3 separate regions of the Homo sapiens genome follow, and all the other regions are linked to region 3. A link is a loop called in an ENCODE intact Hi-C map of the cell type or tissue named here. Cell type or tissue: A673. All regions are shown on one strand.

Region 1 (5,000 bases), 170 kb before region 3:
GAGCCAGTTAGTCCCTTCTATCATGTGAAGGAATAGTATGAAGGTATCATCTATGAATAAGGAAATGATTCCCCACTGGACACCAAACGTGCTAGTGCCTTGGACTTCCCATTCTCCAGAACTATGAGAGAGAAATTCCTGTTGTCTATAAGCTAACTAGTTGATGGTATTTGTTATCACAGCCTGAAAAGACTAAGACACTTGACAAAATACATGATTTTGTCAATGCTGAGGAGTGCCTCAGCATTAGTAGAGTGAAGAAAACCTAACCCGTTTTTACACTTGATGTGCTACATAGGGTCTTCTAGTTAATATCATTATCACCTTAGCTCATTTCTGATTTCAGCCTTAGCTGCAGAGGGCAGTTCTGTGCTAGTTCAGATCTGCCACACATTGATAGAGTCCCATCTAAAGCTCATTTTATGTGTATATCTGTACTCTGCTTCAGTGCCTTCTCTGACACTTTGGGAATCTACTCAGCCTGGTACACACGCAGCCTGGATAGGCAGAGAGTTAGGGGAGTTAATGCCTTCATGTAATTTTCAATTCATGGAGCTTGTGGATAAATATTGCAGATTTCTGTCTGGCTAAGGGAAAATTTTGGGAAACTTTCTGTATGTTTCTCAGGTTTTGGAAAAAAATCCCTCATTGCCCACAGTGTAACCTCGATAAATCATTCTATATTGACGCTTCTGTGTCCCTGTCTTACTTTGTTTGCTCCCCTTTCTTGCTTCCTGGATCATCGCCTGAATAAATTACCAGGACCAAAGTTCCTGTCTGGGTTTCTGTTTTTGAGGGAACCAGAAATAAGACATTTAAGAACATCATCCCAAACAAGAATGACGACTGTGGTTTTGGAGATATGCAGACTTAGATGGAGTGGTTCAGGATTGAATAGGTCCCAATAAGAAGTCCTGGAACAATGCTATCTCATTTTGTTTGAAAAAGAAATTTCTCATATTAACCTACTTTTGAGCTACTTGCCACTTCTGCAAAGACCTGACATTATGTACACTGGTGTATCTACTATCCGTACATTGTTTTATGACTTATCTTCAGAATTTATTAGTAAATAAAAGGCTAAATAAGCCTGGATTTCTCACCATTATGAAAATTAATCTTCACTTACGCTATCAATCATATGTTGTTTTCTTTATTCAAAGTCTTGCCTATGGTTTCTTTATTGCTAAAGTAATAAATATAAGTATCTCACTTTATAACGCATTATTCATAATAACAATAATAAAACTATTTCAATTTGCTGTACTTCTATTAAGTTCAGGGTTTATGCCAATTACTTCACATATTTCCAATTCTATTAATGACCTATCCAGAAAATGAATTTTATGAATGATGACAAAGAATTAGAAACTGAGTTTAAGCTAAGTAAATTGCAGAAGTGAAACAGCTGCAAATAATTGAATTGAGTTGTGATTCCCACCCCTCTACACAAGGTATAACAGAAACGAAAATATGTGCTTAAATTTATCTCATCAATGTTTCAGTATAAATGTCCTGCCTATCTTTTTGTTAAATTTCTTCCTGTTTTGTGGTGTTATTTTAATGCTATGGTAAAGATTATTGTTTTTCAGTTGTTAACGACCTATACACAAAAATAAAATTCATTTGTTTGTATTTATATGATGTGACTTTGCTAAGTTATCTTATCTGATAGATTTATTTTTGTAATTTTTACAGTTTTTTTGTTTACTTTATATATTTCCAATCTTTATGTTCTACTTTGCATGTTTATTTATTTAGGTTTATTGTCCTAACTGGAGCCTCTAGAATAATATTGAAGATAATTGCCAAGAATAAACTTTCCCTTTTCTCTAATCTTAAGAAAGATTTCTTCAATCATTAAGTAGAATGTTAGCTGGAGGTTTTTTACAGATCAGTTTTATCAGACTGAGGAAGATTCCCTTCTTTCCTAGTTCCTAGAGTTATTATTATGGAAGAATGTTCAGTTCTGTGAAAAAATTTGCTGCATCTATTCAGATGATTGTTATTTATTAAATTCTGATAGGCTGGGTGCTATGGCTCATGCCGGTAATCTGCACTTTGGGAGGCTGAGGAGGGTGGATCACCTGAAGTCAGGAGTTCAAGACAAGCCTGGCCAACATGGTGAAACCCTGTCCCTACTAAAAATACAAAAATTAGCCAGGCGTGGTGGCAGGAGTCTGCAATTCCAGCTACTCGGGAGGCTGAGGCACAAGAATTGCTTGAACGTGGAAGGCAGAGGTTGCAGTAAGCCAAGATCGTGGTATTCTTTTGCTTTTTCCTCTTTTTTTGATTAATCTTGCTAGAGGTTTAACTGTTTGTATTAATTATGTTAAAAAAACCAATTGTTGGCTTTGTTTAATTCTCTATGGTTGAATTCTGCTCATACTTTATTTTTATGTTTATCTTAGGTCTTAATCTCTTCTTCTTTTTACCTGCCTGCCTGCCTTCCTTCTTTCCTTCCTTCCTTCCTTCCTTCCTTCCTTCCTTCCTTCCTTCTTTCCTTCCTTCCTCCCTCCCTCCCTCCCTTCCTTCCTTCCTTTTTTCTTTCTATCTTTATTTGTGACAGGTTCTTGCTCTGTCACCCAGGCTGTAGTACAGTGGCATGATCTCGGCTCACTGTAGCCTTCCCCTGCCAGGTTCAAGTAATCCTCCCATCTCAGCTCCCCTAGTAGCTGGGACTACAGTCATGTGCCACTATGATCAGCTAATTTTGTTCATCTTTTGTAGAGACAAAGTCTCTCTATGTTGTCCAGGCTGGTCTCCAACTCCGGAACTCAAGTGATCTTCCTACCTCGACCTCCCAAACTGCTGGGATTACAGGTGGCAGCCACTGCACCCAGCCTTTTTCAAATATTTTAATGTAGGAGCTTACATAATTTATTTTAAAACTTTTTTTCCTAATATGGATATTTAAAGCTGTAAATTTGCCTCTGCACAGCTTTGGCTGCAACCTATTTTTTTCCTTTTATGTTTAGTTTACAGGTAATAATTGTACATATTTATGGGATACAGAGTGATCTTTGCATTCTTATCTACAATGTGTAATGATCAAATAAGAATAACTAATATATTTATCACTTGAAACATTTATCATTTCTTTGTGTTGTGAACATTCAAAAATCTTCTCTTCTAGCTTTTTGAAAATATACACTACATTATCATTAGCTATATTCACCCTATAGTGCTGCAGAACATAGAACTTATTCTTCCTACTCAGCTGTAACTTTGTATACCTTAACCAGCTTTTTCCTATCTTTCCCTCCTTGCTACCCTTCCCAGCCTCTGATAACCACAGTTCTACTCACTACTTCTATTAACTCAATATTTTTAGCCCCCACATATGAGTGAGAACATGTAGTATTTGTCTTTCTGTCTCTGACTTATTTCACTTAAAATAATGTCCTCCCAGGCTCATCCATGTTGCTGTGAATGACCATATTTCATTCTTTTTTATTGCTGAATAGTATTCCATTGTGTATATGTATCATAAGTTCTTTATTCATTCATCCATTGATGGACATTTAGGTTGATTCCATATTTTGGCTATTTTAAATAGATCTGCAATAAATATAAAGGTGCAGGTATCTCTTCAATATATGTATTTTCTTTCCTTTGAATAAATACCCTGTAGTAGAATTACTAGATCATATGATAGTTTTGTTTTTAATCTTTTGAGAAACCTCCATACTCTTTTCCATAATGGCTGTACTAATTTATCTTCCAACCAAGAATGTGTAAGAGTTCCCTTTCCTTCACATCCTCACCAGCATTTGTGATTTCTTTTTGCTTTTTGATAATAACATTTCTAACCGGAGTGAGATAATATCTCATTGTGGTTTTGATTTGCATTTCCCTGATGATTAGTGATGTTGACCATTTTTTCTTATATTTTTTGTAAGTTTGTATGTCTTCTTTTGAGAAATGTTTATCCAAATCCCTTGCCCATTATTAAAATCATATTTTTGGGGTTTGTTTTGCTTTTGAGTTGTTTGAATTTTTCGTATATTCTGGATATTAATCATTTATCGGATGTATACTTTCCAAACATTTTCTCTCTTTCTACAGGTTGTCTCTTCACTCTGCTGATCGTTTCCTTTGCTGTGCACAAGTTTTTTAGTTTGAGATATTCTCATTTGTCTTTTTGTTTTTGTTGCCTGTGCTTTTGAAGTCTCACCTATGAAATCTTTGCCTAGACCAATGTCCTAAAGCATTTATCATGTTTTCTTCTGGTAGATTTATCATTTTGTATCTTACATTTAAGTTTTCATTCATTTTGAGTTGATTTTCATATATGACCAGGGAAAGGTTTCTAGTTTGATGGCTTTCCCAGTACTATTTATTGAAGAGGGTGTCATTTTCCCAATGTATGTCCCTGGCACCTTGGGTCAAAAATCAACTGGCTGCAAACACATAGATTTATTTCTGGGTTCTCTGTTCTGTCCCACCGGTATATTTGTCTGTTTTATACCAACACCAGACTGTTTTGGTTACTAATGCTTTGTAGCATATTTTGAAGTTGGGTAGTATGTGCATCCTACAATCTTTTATGTGTCCTGTTTTTATTTCTGTTCAATATATTTTCTTTTATGATTTCTTCTTTCACTCATGAGTCATTTAGAAGATTCTTATTTAATTTCCAGATATTTTATGAGTTTTAAAATCTTATTTTTGTATTGATTTATAATTTATAACATTAGACTCCAAGAACACAATTTGCATGATTTCCATATTTTGAAATACATTGAGAGATTTTATGGCTCAACATGTGCTCTATCTTGGTAGGTAAAAAGAATGTACATTCTGCAGTTGTCATGTATTGTGTGCTACAAATATCGATTGGTTCAAGTTGGTTGGTAATGTTGTTTGGATCTTCTGTACCTGTTCTGAACTCAATTTTTCTATCAATTACTGTGAAAAGATGAAAATAACCAACTATATCTGTTTATGAGTCTATTTCTTCTTTGGATGTGTCAGTCTTCAATTCTTCTTTTTAAAAA
Region 2 (5,000 bases), 290 kb before region 3:
AACAAACAAACATCCATATTATGTACGGGAAATAGGAATCCTGATAAATGTGTCCTTTCTTTCTTCTTTTTTTTTTTTTTAACAAAACGCTTATCTATTTGAATATTTCTTTTCTCTATTTTATTGTACCCAGTTTATACTAATATTTTTGCTTGTGAATAGGTAATAAAAATGATTACTGCACGTGATGCATCTATGTAAATGATTAGTGGAATAAGTATTAAAGCATAAGATATCAATTGGCTTTTGTTTTAAAAATACATTTACATAAATACGTACCAACATTCATGTAGAATCTGGCCTTGGTACGAAGATTTAGTGGAGATGAAATGCACCCTGATGGTTATCATCTGATTCATTAAAATACTCTCTTTACTGCTGAGTATTTGTAATTCAGTTAGATTTATTTCTTGACATCATCCTACACCCCCACCCCCCACTCAGGGACCCAATTTCCTCTATTTTGCTTGAAAGGTTGTAAGTGGCCAAGATAACTATAAGTGAAAATTGTGATTTCTTCTAAAATTTAGAAGACACAAAGTTTAGAAGAGAATTGGAAGCCAGAAGAGATTAGAACATACATTTCAGAAACAAAGTTTGCAAATACGTTCACGACTTCGGATTTGCCTCCCCTTTACTTCTACTTTTGCATCCATAAAATTTATGCACTTAAAGGATGACGTGGTCATTGGCTGATATATAAGACCCATAGGTTACTGGTAATAATGCTTCCTTCTTTTATACACAAAAACCAAAAAACTCCCATAATATAATTTGATCTTGAGTATGCAAGAATATGACAGTACTCTGTAACACTACAAATTTATATCAGACAAAACATTCATTTCTTCACACATATATTGGGAAGAATGATCTCTCTTTCTACCTATAATTAACCAAATGAGCACTGCCTAGAAGGCAAAAAAAAAAAAACCTACTTACAAAATACAGTATAATTTTTTGTACAATGTGTCTAAATTCTACACCTACTGACAGCTTAAGAGTCAACAGTAGAAAGCAGATGGTTACTTCCTTAAAGGTATGCATAATTCCTGTGGCCCAAAAACTTGGATGATCCTGAAAATCATCCAGGGTGCTTTTTAAAAACAGATTTCTGGACGTGGCCCCAGACCTCCTGAATCAGACTCTGCAGGGTTACAGCCCCAACAACTGGATTTTATACAGCCTGCTAGGCGGTTCTGGATGAGTCACGCTTGGGAATCAATGATCTAGAGGAAATGCTGTTAGCACAACTGCCTACCAAAGTCATTATTAAATTGTTTTTTACACTAATGGGATCATGTAGCCATTTGAACACCTAAATCTAAGGCTCAGGGTCCCAAGTATTGATATCCACTAAAAATGTAAACAAACTTCACCTTTCACGAAGTCAAAAGATTCCCAGCAAGATTTGAAAGATGAAAAAGTCAGATTCCTTCCATGTGCCACCTCAGCTATCAGCATGAATCCAAATACGGTCTCTGTCTAACATATCTACAAAGATTCTGGACAAAATCTAAGACAATATATCCACTATGGCTACTTGAGAACTTTGAGTATGTTGGAAGAAAAGAGCACTGGACTGGGAGTTAGGAGACAGGAGCTCCGTGCCCTTGGGGCAAGTTACTTAACCACTCTGGATTCAGATTCCTCATTTGTGAAATGAGGGCAGAGCTAAATGATTTCTAAAGACAATTACAAAGATAAGAGCCTGTTTTTGTCCAGAATCAGAGAAGTGATTTAGAGGATATTCCTCTGATTTTACTCGGATATTTATTTGTCCCTCAGTTTGCTCATCTTCATATTGTACAAGTGAAGTAGTCAAGCTGCACAGCTACTTAAGATACTTAAATGACATAAAGGAAAAGGAACATATTGGTGGAAAATCCATATTTTTTGCTTTAAGGTATCCTCACAATGAAAAATTCGCTAATAGTTCATGTAGATTTGAACTCAGCACAAACATTTCCATAAAAGAGCTAATTAAAGTATACCTGATAATGTTTGGTTTCAGAATTAGTGAGTAGCTGATGTAAATATCATGCATTGATTTAAGCAGGTTACAAAGAAGTAACAATTCTCTGCACTCAACAACAATGCTTATATGTGGATCTCAAATGTACTAAATGTTTAGTAACATGCATTAATTTTCTAACCACCTAGTGGTGTAAGTTAGTATTATTATCTACATTTTTCAGATAAATAAAGAAATGCAAGGATTTTACGTCAATGTCCCAAGTCCTCAGTAGTTAGAACAACTCTATTTAGAGCTCTTGCCTTTTCTCAGTCATTTCCTCAGACTTCGTAAAGCTCCACGGTCTCTGAATTAGGGGTCACGCTGCCCCCTGGGTAAAAATGGCGGCGCTGTAAAGCCATAGCTTTGGGAATAGAAGTCCAAGATGTCAGATCGAAGCATATGCTTTCCAGAAATAACAAAATGCTAACATTTTGTTGACTATCTTTTTTAACATCCAACTTTTTATTATAAGTGCTATATTTTCCTGTGTTTGTGTTTGTATATGTATTTGTGCATGCGTGTGTGTGTGTGTGTGTGTGTGTGTGTGTGTGTGTTTAGGTATGTCTGGTCTTTCAAATTTGCATACAGTATTATGGTTTGCTTTTTGGTGTAGGAAAATTCTAATTTTTCCATAGTCAACTTATCCTTTTTTGTTTTATGACTTACTGTGTTTCAGACACAGCGTGAAAGGCCTTTCCCAGCCCAATGTAAAATTTTGCAACCATATTACAATATTAGGATTTTTGAATGTTTTCACATGCAAGTCTTTTAACTTTCCAGAATGTATGTCTGTATGAAAAACAAAGGAAAATCCACTCTCATCAATCGAAAACTGATCTTTATTATTTATCGAATAATATATATTTTTCTCAGATTTGAAATGCCATTTTCATAAAATACCGATGTCAATGGCTCCATTTGACATCCCTATGTGAAAAAGTTAAATAGTTATACTGGATTTTTTTGGTTTGTTGTATTTTTATTTTTAATTTTTTCCCTGAATATTTATGATCCATGGTTGTTTGAGTCCATGAATACAGAACTAGCAGGTACAGGGGCTGACAATCAATCCTTCTATGTTTTAATAACAAATCTACCTGAATGCTGAATGAGGGCAAAAAAGGAACATACAGCAATGTCTCCACTTTCTTTCCTCCCTGCTAGAGCTCCCTCACTATATAACTTCATCTTTCCTAAAGTGCAACTCTGATCATGTCACTCCTCAGGGTGTCCCAGTGCCAACAGGACCAGATAAATTACTTAGAATGGCATTCAAGGCCCTTTAAAATCTGGCCCCAAACTACCATTTCAGCTTCACTTTCCTTATAATCCACTTTGCTTAGCAAATGTGGACCCCAGCTGGCTATTTTTGTCCTTCTGTTCATTCCGGTCCCTCAGTTTAGAATGCCTTCATTTGCTTTCCCGATATATTCAAATACTTTTAGATTCTTTAAAGCCTACCGATGTGAGAATTTCTCTAAACCCTAGTTGAAGTTAAACCTTCTCTTATTTTATATGAATATAAATAAAAGCAGTAATAAAATTCTATCTTTCAATGCAAAAAGTTGTATACTTAACGCTCTCCTCAACAAGATTGTGAAGTTTTTGAAGTCAGAATACATTTATGTTCATCATGTCACATTTAGTACTCCAAAAGCTCGGTGAGTATCAGCTCAATTAAACAGTTCTATAATTCTATAAGAAAGAACTAGAATTAGAAGAGTATTTACCCAAAGCATTTATTATGAGACGGACACAGAGAGATGCCTTTTTACAGAGAGATTTTACAGAGAGATGCCTTTTGATCTTGTAAAAATCAAAGTATAGTATCTAAAATAGAAGAGAGAAAAAATATCGCTTTCAATTCAAGCTCCGTATCTCAAGCCCTTGATAATTATTTGTGAAAAGGGACAGTTGTCAGCATGAAAAACCTGTAATAGTCAAAAAAGGTTGGGGTTTTTAGAACATGCGTGAAAGCTAAGAAATGTTGGGGCTTTCCAGGCTGCTGCAGAACAAAACCAATGAGATCTTTTTGGTATCAGCTACCATTAAGTTGAAGGATGATCAACAGAACACACTGAGTAACTTTTAAAGTTCTAATATTGCATGAATTAAGTGTTTACCTTCCTCTCCTGCCTCAGATAGGTGATAAGAATTAGCATTTGAGGAAGCTACTGAAGGCCACTGAATTAGTTCAACAAATCAATTTTTAGTCTGAGGCTAAGTTCCAAAGCAAGATATTAGATCTCACCCATTTTAGGGTGACCAGCTAAGTTCTGAAAAATGGGTAAGTCTCATAGGCATAGAAAGGGAGACGAGTTCTGTCGTAAATCTTACAGTTGTATTCTAGATTTAATTTTTTATTTGTATACATGTTCAAGTAAAAGATAAAATGGTAGACAGAATTTAGATTCTGCACTTTTTATGGTTAAGGTACTCAAAGCACTTTACATATAACAAACTCATTTAATACTCACAAAATTATGCCTTAGATACTATGTTCATTGTTATTGCACAGATGAAGACACTGAAATGCAGATAGATATTAAACATTGGAATTGAGATCCGAATCTGTGTATTTTGAGACTGGAATCTACAAACACTGCTTCATTGTTTAATTACATCTTAATATTTACTTTTCCCCCTACTCCTGTATTTATCCTTCTTCAATGTCATGTATGTCCTACAGTTCATTTACCATATAGCCCATGCTATGATTGTAATAACAGTATTTTACCACTTACCTGGATTTAGATAGTGCCTTACTTACAGTTCAAGTAAATAGATATACAAAGGTACAGAGATAAGATAATCTCTCCTCATATTGTTTTGTATTATGGATTTAAAAATTTTAGGTTACAAAAATAGTGTGAAATTTAGAAGAAAAAAGTAAAATACAAATAAAAAATGAAAGTCAACTATAAGCGCAACTCTCAGAATTACATTAAAAGTTTCTATGGTCTTCCTCCCGTGTTTATGTATA
Region 3 (5,000 bases):
CAATGTTGGTACATTCTTTTCCATTTTTAATACTTATATTTTCTACAAATACAATCTCTAGGCACATTTGTTTAAAATATAAGGATTTTTAGACATATACAGTTTTATGTTATGCTCTTGTAATTTCGTACCAAGTATATTTTTTTCTGTATAACCACGTATCATTTGAAAACATTATTTTTAATGGCTCTGTAGTATCAGAATATTTGGATATATTATAAAATTATTCATTTTATCTGTTGATCATTTAACTTCTCAGTTTTTTATTTTAAAAAATTCTGTCATAAATGATATTTCAATAAATATCTACATATCCATATGGCTGTGCACATCTCTGCTTACCCTCTTAATTCATAATTCTAAATATAAAATTACTCTTTTTTTTTTTTTGCAGCTTGGTAAACCTACAAAACTAAAAGAATGATAATATTCCAAGTAACCTTTAGATTGTAGTTCTTTATAAGCTCTGAGGTTGAGGGCATATGCAATGGAAAGAGCCATGGCCTGGAATTCAAGAGAACTGATTTCTAATCCAAGGTCCACCTCCAGCTCACTGCAGGCAGCAGGAATTACTGCTCTACCTCACAGGTAAATTGTGGGGATTCTCTCAGTTATTCATTTTAAGAACAATTTGATCAGAGATTTTTTAACTTTTATATGCATCAGAATCATCTGAAGGGGACTGTTAAACAGAAATTGCTCAGACCTATCCCAAGTATGCCACATTTAAGTCTGTCTGGGGTCTAAGAATGTGCCTTTCTAGCAGTTCCAAGATGTTGCTGATGCCTCTGGCCTGGTGACCACATTTTGAAAACAACTGAATCCGAGCATCTGTTTAGAGGAGGGATCAAGGTGGTGATGATGCAAGGAAAATGTCTTCATTTATTTAAAACAAAACGTGTGGGGTGTAAGAATCAAAGCAGAACATTTAACTGGAAAAGAAAAGAGGAAAGGATCACTAAATTCTCTCTGCTTGAGTCCAACCATGCCCTTTAAGAATTTTGCTGATTCTTCCCCCACAGTGCCACAACACAGAGATAAGGTGCTTTCCCTTTGATGTTCTAGGTCAAATGTGGTTTTGTACCCCATATCTTGGTTTCCTTGAAAACAGCTGAGATAAGATAGAATTGTTCAAAATTACTTTATGAACATAAATGTGAATTGAAGAGAACAAATGATAATAAGCAGAAAAGTGCCTAGCTTACATAGTATGAATATGGGAATAAATCGATTCCAATATTCTATAATAATTCTAACACTCTATTAGTTAATTATCTCCAAAATTGTAGGTCCGAGCCATTGTACACCTGGTCTCCCAAGCTGTCTTAATTTCAGCTGTATGGCCCCAGGACAACTTTATATACCTCTTGCCTGGCTCCCTTGCTTTCCAGAGCTCAGTCAGCCCTTACGGTCAGAACCATGCCTTCTTTCACCTTTCACAAGCTGTCTTCTGGTCACTGAGACTAAAGCTGTTTAAGGCCAACCCACTTGGTTTCACTTAAGGAACATACGTCTTCCTCGAGAGACTAGCAGGACTTGAAAATTGATAAAAAGTTGAACCAGCCTAAGTCCCTCAACACCCAACCTCTTTTCACCATGTATATATAGTCAAAGAAGAATAATGTTTTCATCATAGCACAATTCTAGCTTGTGTCTAATAAGAACTGTAGACCTATGGGAAAGAAAGAAATAATGGTGTTGATCTGTCACTGAATATGAAGCTGTCCACAATTAGACTAATAAATGGAAATCAGAATGCTTAGCCTCTGCTTACTGAGTGGATTTTAATTAAGTTGTTAAAATCATTTTGTGTGATCCCAAGGGATGAATCCAGGACTGATGTGTGAACACTACAGTGCAAGGATGGGAGAAATAACACTTACTGAGCACATATTGTATACTGTGATAAATTGTGGCATGTACTTTCTGAGAGATGAAGTTGTTTAAAAATAGATTCATCTGCCTTAAAAGATAATGGGTTGCCTGGTACTGGAGGCATTCAAATTCGATTTTCGTTCAATTTCTACTTTTTCCAATAATCCTTCTGGTTACTCCACTTTTCTGGATCCTGGTACACTTTTTATTTTGCTAATGCATTTTTCTGCTTCTATTCTTACCTCCTAAAATCATTGCAGTTAGAGTAATAATTTAAAAATGTGAAATGCATCAAACTATACTGAAAACACTTCAGTGACTTTTAAATACAAATCAGAGCTCTTAACATGCAGTACATGGCCTGGCTGGCGCTACCTTTCTAATTCCATTTCTTCCACTCTCCTCCATGTACCCCAGGCTCCAGACATGGAGCCTTCTTTCTGTTGTGTGGACAGGCCATGCTCAAGCTTTCCTCAGCCCATTTGCACTTTCTGGGTCTTCCGTCTGTGATAGTCTCCCCTCAGAACAACACCGGCCCCAGTTCAACATTGGGATCTCAGCAAAATGTTTCCCCCTCAGAGAAACCTATTTTAATAGCCCTTTATGAAATATAAAAGCCCTACTTGCATTCAATCACTTTAAAACCTATTTTGTCATTGTATTCTTTTCATGTCCTCCACTTATACCACCAGAATGTGTGTTCCAAGAAAAGAGAGGCCTTGTCTATTTTATTCAGAACTGCATTTCTAGCACTTAAAGTGGTGTCTGGATGGGAAAACAAGGAAGGAAGGAAGGAAGGAAGGAAGGAAGGAAGGAAGGAAGTGAAGGAAGGAAGGAAGGAAGTGAAGGAAGTGAAGGAAGGAAGGAAGGAAGTGAAGGAAGGAAGGAAGGAAGTGAAGGAAGGAAGGAAGGAAGTGAAGGAAGGAAGGAAGTGCAGGAAGGAAGGAAGGAAGTGAAGGAAGGAAGGAAGGGTTAAAAGGTTCTAAACTACCTATTTTAAGCAGTTTGTTAGCCAATACGTGTTTACCAAGTATTGCACAATTTCATTTTCAAGCTTTAAATGGATTTTAAAGATAAACTGACACATAACCCAATCCATGTCCTTTTTCCTACAAACAAATTGTCTTATTTAATCACTCTGTTACAGAGATGGAGAAATTGAAGGCCTGTGCAGTTGACTTGCGCAGGGTCATGTGGCAAAGCTGAGACATGTTTTTTTCCACTGCATCACCCTGGAATTTCTTAAACACTCCAACCAGACTTACACCTTTCCTCTAAAGAAAGCAAGAGAGAGTTCAGAGTCCTTATTTTTAAACCTGCATTAAATGGAAACCTTTGGAAGAGCAGGTGGTGGTAATGCTATGAATCTGGCTCAGCAAGGGAACACTGAGGTCATGATATTTTTCACATTTAGTAACTTCAAAAATATAGAGATGACGTAAACTTCCTAAGACTTGTTGCCAGCCTAGCGATACTGGTAACTCTGGGCAGGAGGGCACGTCATTGGTCATGACAGACACATGCATGGCCAATGAGCTCTCTCTAGTCAAAAGAGATGCTCTGGTAATGTTTTCAGATAGCTGTCTTGGATTCACATCCTGCTTACAGTAACACTAGCAAGGCTGCTTAAATTTCCTGTTAGATACATGACAAAAATATCCTATGATGTGAAGAAGTTGCTAAGACCAAATAGTACCTACTTCATAGAGTCGAAAGATTTAATGAGTGAAAACATTTAATATGCTTTGCACAATCTCTGGTACTTAGTAGTGCTCATTAAATGTCACTTTTTAAAATAAAATACTAGTTTAGATGAAAGTGCATTTTAATGTTCTATATTTCTGAGTTAAATTGGGCTTCTTATCTCTCTGCCTGCTCCGATCTCTGCTTACAGTAACACACTTGACAATGGAAGAATCATGTAATCATAGGTCAGACCCTAAAGGAACATTCAGAATGGTCGCCTGCTTACAAGTTAGGTGACTGAAGCAAACAGAGAAAAATGGCAACAGACTGAGAGACTTAACCCAGGGCAGTGATAGAACCAGAATTTGAACTCAGATCCTTTTATTCCAGTTCATTGCTTTCTTCCTTTACCCAGACAGCAATGTTATTGCACCTTGCATTTGGCCCATTTAACAATTTAAAAATGCTTTTTAACATTATAAAATATTTAATTGGAATACAAAGGTTAAATACATTCAAGATGTACAACATGATTTTATATATCTATATATTATGCAATAATTATGATAATCAAATTAACATATTCATTACCTGCACATGAGATCCCCAGAAGTTGTTCATTTGGTAAGTGAAAGTTTGTACCCTCTGACCAACATCCCCCCCCTCCATTTTCTCCATCCCCCAGTCTCTGACAACCACAGTTCTACTCTCTGCTTCTAGAAGTTGGCCCATTTGTAAAACTTCCTTCTACATTAAATATTCTTTGCCCCCTGAGGATAAGATAAATAACTCTATCTTTACACTAGAGGCCTCAGTAGGTTTGCATTCATTCTTCCCATCCTACTAGAAGTTCTCATAACCTCGTTATATGTATTTCATCACATTGGGAATCACAAATAGTACATCATATTTAGGAACATGTCCAGGTCTAATATCTGTGACATTATATTCATAATAATGATTTCAATCAAGATATTCTAAAATAGTTTCTAAATGTGCTTTAAAGATGTCAGTAAAATGTGAACAATAAGTAACATCCAGACGATTTTCAAATGGCCTTTAGAAAGATAGGTATCAATAATTTAGAATTATAGTCTGTGTAATATTTGGTTCCCAAGCAAAAACGATAAGTGCTGAGTCACTGGAAAGGGTAGAGGATTTTAATCTTAAAGTGTTTTAGTAACATTTGTGTTGCTACTTATAGCTTAAATTTTGGAGAATTAACATTTTCTATTCGTGTAGAATCACCCCTGGGCTAATTCTAATTTGTACCCTCATCATTTTTTGAACAAGTCCCCATGAATTTATAATCAAAATTAAGAAAACAAAATCATTTTGCCTGACTTTACTACGGCAATGTGCTTCTGTAGGTCTGTGGATGTAGACTCTCATAAATCAACTAATATTTTTACTATTGATTTGCATATGAATTTTAGGAT

What was found. A loop is a pair of places that touch in the nucleus more often than their neighbours do. Peaks named below come from ENCODE experiments on the same cell type or tissue, not always from the same donor. Only the 100,000 strongest peaks of a DNase experiment are listed, where the experiment ranks them.
Region 1: it touches region 3 in a loop (15-fold over the local background); 2 of 110 quality-filtered maps call a loop at or near these places.
Region 2: it touches region 3 in a loop (2.3-fold over the local background); 2 of 110 quality-filtered maps call a loop at or near these places.

Annotation. Positions count from the first base shown.
Region 1 is chr3:189,670,164-189,675,163 of GRCh38, reverse strand. The region is part of intron 1 of TP63 (tumor protein p63); the gene reads right to left. Among named protein-coding and RNA genes, the nearest start is that of TP63, 41 kb to the right of the region's middle. In A673, no CTCF peak of the experiment used is centred here; no DNase peak of the experiment used is centred here; H3K27ac peaks cover 677 bases.
Region 2 is chr3:189,784,018-189,789,017 of GRCh38, reverse strand. All of the region lies in intron 3 of TP63 (tumor protein p63), which reads right to left. Among named protein-coding and RNA genes, the nearest start is that of MIR944, 43 kb to the left of the region's middle. RefSeq lists promoters at 1-302, 1-2,405. In A673, CTCF peaks have their summits at 1,987 and 2,193; a DNase peak (open chromatin) is centred at 1,177.
Region 3 is chr3:189,498,894-189,503,893 of GRCh38, reverse strand. No RefSeq gene overlaps it. Among named protein-coding and RNA genes, the nearest start is that of TP63, 130 kb to the left of the region's middle. In A673, no CTCF peak of the experiment used is centred here; DNase peaks (open chromatin) are centred at 2,563, 2,963 and 3,353; H3K27ac peaks cover 5,000 bases.